2 separate regions of the Mus musculus genome follow, and region 2 is linked to region 1. A link is a loop called in an ENCODE intact Hi-C map of the cell type or tissue named here. Cell type or tissue: left cerebral cortex. All regions are shown on one strand.

The links. A loop is a pair of places that touch in the nucleus more often than their neighbours do. Peaks named below come from ENCODE experiments on the same cell type or tissue, not always from the same donor. Only the 100,000 strongest peaks of a DNase experiment are listed, where the experiment ranks them.
Region 2: a loop joins it to region 1, with 4 times the contacts of the local background. A loop is called at or near these places in 5 of 42 quality-filtered maps.

Annotation. Positions count from the first base shown.
Region 1 is chr14:62,554,354-62,556,853 of GRCm38, reverse strand. Fam124a (family with sequence similarity 124, member A) reads right to left here and starts at 1,117. Exons shown (of 4, transcript NM_001243857.1): 1 at 940-1,117. The coding sequence starts at 1,001. In left cerebral cortex, a CTCF peak has its summit at 1,135 (motif pointing left); DNase peaks (open chromatin) are centred at 473, 932, 1,294 and 1,466; H3K4me3 peaks cover 1,637 bases; H3K27ac peaks cover 1,031 bases.
Region 2 is chr14:62,606,919-62,609,418 of GRCm38, reverse strand. Fam124a (family with sequence similarity 124, member A) reads right to left here. Exons shown (of 4, transcript NM_001243857.1): 4 at 934-2,500. Among named protein-coding and RNA genes, the nearest start is that of Gm52153, 20 kb to the left of the region's middle. In left cerebral cortex, a CTCF peak has its summit at 1,448; a DNase peak (open chromatin) is centred at 1,419.

The DNA of each region.
Region 1 (2,500 bases):
CCAGATTTAGGGTTGGGCTGGTGGAGAAGGCTGCAAGGAGGGGTGGGGTTGGGAGGCAGGACGAGCTTGAGGGACGCTTTCGTGGGTTAGGTCAGAACATAGGTCCATTCTGGAACTGGCCTCCCTCCCTGTTCTCAGTAGATTGCCAAATCCTAATATTAGTTTGAAACCTCTCCACCTTCCAGGAATTCCGAGGTCTTCTGTAGCCTGGGTAGCCCCTGACCTCTAGCAGGACTTCTCTAGATAGGAAAAGACACACGTTCCTACTGGGGTAGCACTTGTATCCTGGCTGTGGTGCTGACTGTGCACAGGAAAATCCTCTAGATATGGGCTGGGTGGAGACCATCACGGGACATTGGTTTCTGAAAATGCATTCCGTCTTTTGTCCTACTCAGGAAAACTGCTGTTGGGAGAGGACTAATTAGCCTCCAAAGGTTGGAGCTAATTACTGAGTCCATTGAAGCACACAAGACCCCATCACAGCATCCTGTGGGTACTCCAGGCTGGCGGGGTGGAGAGGCCGCTCAGCAGCACAGTATAAGTGAGATATGAAGTCCTCCTAGCCGGCTTCGGAGTCTTTTTCCTGTGCTGGTGTCCCACCCTCTCCACCTGCTTTCCTCCTCAGCAGCCTGGGGCTCCAAAGCTATCAGAGTTGCCTGGCTGGAACAAGTGCAGGCGCATCTCTAGGTGAAGGGGGATAGTGGCTGAACCTGGCACCGTGGGGCCACAGGGCTGCGAGGAACGACGCTGAACCTCGGGTCCCATCACCTAGCAGCCCGGGGTGGGGTTCTTCTCGCCCCTTCCCACCCTGACCCAGGCAACCACAGACCATGCCGCTGGCTCGCAGATACTGCACCCCAACCCCAGGACTGCCTCCCCAGCTCGGGCTCCCGAGCGCAAGTACTGAGCTCCCGCCCCGCCCGGCTGGGCTCAGCTCACCCTCCGGTCTCGGCGCCAGAGTCCACGCAGTCCTCTTCCTCACCGCCCGCCTTCGGGTTCATGGCGCGCGTGCCGTCCGCGCTCCCTCGGCCCCGGGGACCCTCCGAGAGCCTCGTCTCCGGCCTCCGCAACAACCCGGCCCCGCGAGGAAGCCGCTCGCCGCGCCCTCTCGCGGCCGCGCCCTCCCCGCCCTCCGCTCGGCGCTGCGCGGGCGCGCCGGGTGCCACCAGGCGAGGATCCGAGCGGGTGCACGGGATGCGCGCGTGTGCACGAGCGCGAGCGTGAGTGCGGGAGGTGCCGGGGGATGGACTCTCTCCATGAGCGAGGAGTGCAGTGGGCGTGGAGTGCAGTGGGCGTGCAGTATTTATCTTGCAACCCGCCTGGTGCATGCCAGCGCTGTGCGTTCTATAGTGACTGGTGCGGGCCCCATGTATGGAGTCTAGTAGCAAAGCTGCCCTCCCCTGGGTCCACAGTAAAGAGTCTGGAGTCCCCGGGCTTGCCCAGAGATTTTTTTCAGCCCCATTCTGCGAGCAGTACTGGGAAACACCCACCAGCGCAACCAGGGCAGAGTGTGATATCGCCATTTGAGGACCAGTTAAAACACGTGGGTGTTTCTCAGAACTGCAGACGTTGAATTCATTATCGCCTTGCTCACTGACCCAACTTGCTAGAGAATGTATTCTTTTGTTATCTATCTTAAAATAACACGAAGAGTCCTGGGTGTGCTTCCATTCAAAGGGGTCTGGCAGCAAGAGGGTGATGGACATTGACGTTGTTAAACCCAGCCATCCCTTAGGATGGGTTAATAATTGAAGTAGCAGGAAGTCATTTTTCCACTCTAGCCAGTGAGGCAACTTGGGAGCGGCGGCGGTGGTGGGGTAAGAACAACTTAGACTTAATTCTGGTGGTGTTGTCATTAGAAGCAGTGGAAGGCACTTAAGTGTATGTCGTATTCGCTTTTGTAGGGTAGTGCTGAAGACGCAACCTTGAGCATGTTCTGCCAACCAGCTATGACCCTGTCATCTTTTCTTTTCAGACAAGTTATTTAACCTCCTGGAGCCTTAATTTTTTCGCATATTGGGCTACTGCTATCTTCTCTGTCTGTTGTGAGTTACAAGAGATCACGTCTGTGATCGTCCCTGAACCTCCATTTTGAGTTACAAGAGATCATGTCTGTAAAACAGTTTGCGTGTGAGTTCTGCTACATGCCAAGTACTGGTTACGGGAGCTGTCAGTGTCCCAGGTGAAGGCTAGCTACCTGCATGCCCTCTCAACTGGCACAGCGGTGTCACTTCTGTGTGACAAGCTGTGAAGAACAATCCTCTTCCTTCCTTCCTTCCTTCCTTCCTTCCTTCCTTCCTTCCTTCCTTCCTTCCTTCCTTCCCTCCCTCCCTCCCTCCCTCCCTCCCTCCCTCCCTCTCTCTCTCTCTCTCCCTCTCTCTCTCCTGCTCTTCCCACTTTACATATTTGTCATTGCTTTCGGACTCTAATTTTAAACACATTACACAAAAGAGAAGGGCAGTAGACAAAAGCAGAGTAGAAATGCAGTATCGATCAGGAA
Region 2 (2,500 bases), 53 kb before region 1:
CTGGGCACAGCTGAGGGTGGGGTGGTTTTAGGTCAAGAAGGCAAGAGGTTGGGTCTCAGGAGACAACAGAAAGCTAGCGATAAGATGGTTATTCCCTACATCACTGAACCCACTTTAGAAGAGGGCTAGCTTATGACACCATCTCAGTATTTTTCAGTTGAACAAATCTACGTGTCACCTATTGGACTTCAGTATCTGTCATAAGGTCAGTACTGCTCCAAGAGTCAGGATCCACTGGTGAGCACCGGGTTAGCACAGGGAGAAAGCAAGGTTTTACAGAAGGTAGCTGCTCGGTAGACTCCCTCCATCTCCCATGCCAGTCCAGGGCAGCCTGGGAGTGGACTGCAGCAGGAAAAGGTACTGACAAGCCTCTCTTCTGTGTGGTATCTCTGACGTCTTTTAGGGATCACTCAGCTTGGCCGACGGGACTGTGCTGGGGGGACAGTTCACAGAGGAAAGGGTAGAAATACTGAGACTGGAGTTGGGTTTCAAAGATAATCCTTGTGAGGTTAGCATTCCAAAGCAGGGGTACTGTGGGGAACAAAGGCAGATGCCATCTCAGGGATCCAGGACACTCACCTTTACCTTCCTGTCTCTTGGTGGTGATGCATTGGATCCTGTCCCAGAGGTGTGCCATCACCCTAAGTTATTTTTTTCTCCTTTCTGAGGTTAATATATTTTTTAAAATCACTATCAGCTATTGACTTGGAGTCAAAGTTCTGGGCTGGGGTGAGCCATAGGGGCTTATCATCATCATCATCACCATCACCACCACCACCATCATCATCTTCCCAGCAGAGGCTTGGAAAACCTAAGCTGGAATTGAGCCAATCTTCTACAGCAGTCTGTCTTGAGGGCTCCGCAACTGCCACTTGAGCCGATACTGGCCATAACCTGCTCTTAGAAATGAAGTCTGATTGCAACTCAGCCACTCCCATTCACATATCTTTTATTTTTCATGCTGCAATAGAAGCGATAGCAACACATTTGGATAAAGTTTAAAACATGATGTGACAAACTTTAAAATACTTATCATTTAGCCCTTTCCAGAGGTTGGCTTTTTCAGAGGTTGATCCAGAATCAGGACAGTCCACGTTTTTATTTATTTACACCGAGATGACCTCAGAGTCCTGCAAAGTCCAAAGAGAGAGGCCCAGGCTTTCCTTGTGAGGATGGTGGACCCGAGGCTGATGGACAGTGATGCGTAAGAGAGCTTGAAGGTCCTGCTGGAAAGGCTCCGAGAGTGCATCTGAGCTGGTGTAGGCCCTTCCAGAGAGGAGGCAAGAAGCACCACGCTGGCAGGGAACAGAACACGCCCATGCTTTTCTTTCCCACGATTAAACAGAATCTGGGGATAGTTTGGCATTGATCCCAATGCCAGAAGTTGGCATTTGGTGAGGTGGGGTTGTAAACATAGCCTCACTGGGAGGTCTGGTCACCATTCACACGGTGGCAGCAACGGACAACAGATGGGGAAGCTGGGTGACTGTAGTGTCCGCTCTCCCCAAGGCTCCTGCGCACTAGCTGGAGGCTGGCCCTGTGGGACAGCACCACACACTTTCCTACTTTGGGGCATGGGGCACTGGCTCACATGGACAATCAAAAGGACAGCCAAAAATGTTCCAAGCATTTTAACTGTTTACTGGGCACAGTGCTACAAATTACAAAAGATGGCTCTGGTCATTTATGGAGAGATATATGTAGCCCTTTCGAAACGTGTGCTTTTTAAAGTCAGAGATTCTCCTGCCTGCTTCCCCAGCATACCTCATAACCTGTTATTTGTAACTGCAGGCCATGAATCCCCTTATACAAATCAGTCCAGAAGGGACGGTCTGCAGGCTTGCTTACCAACATGAGTCGGCTGAGGAAGAGTGTGCAAAGGTAGCTTTCATACTCAGAGTATTTTGTAAGTGTGCAAGGCATTGGGTACTCATGCTAAGTCTTTATAAGGCTTGCTAGCCAGTTGTGTGTAGACCCAGATTTTCAAGTGCTGAATGGTTTCAAAGCAAGGCTTTCTGCTGTCTGCTGTAGGTTGCTGGCTGTTCTATGAAGCACCCACCGGAAGCAGCACTTCTGGATTCTACGGTCCTGGGTCCCTGTGTGACAGTGGGCACTAGGAAGGCATGCATTCTGTACTGCACACTGACGTGGGGCCAGTCCCTGGGTGTTCTTTCCCCCTTCAACACTTTGGCCTTAGTTATTTTACTTTCTGAGTGTGAACAATTGTCAAGTCAGCTCTGGCTATGTCTTCTTTTTCAGTTCAAATAATTATATGAGGCATTATACTGTATAATTGAGCATTCAAAAATAGATTTTGTGAGCTAAGTGTGTTGAAAATGTATTTCCATAAAAATGTCAGGTGTTTGTTTCTTCTTCTTCTTCTTCTTCTTCTTCTTCTTCTTCTTCTTCTTCTTCTTCTTCTTCTTCTTCTTCTTCTTCTTCTTCTTCTCCTTCTTCTCCTTCTTCTTCTCCTTCTCTTCCTCCTCCTCCTCTCCCTCCT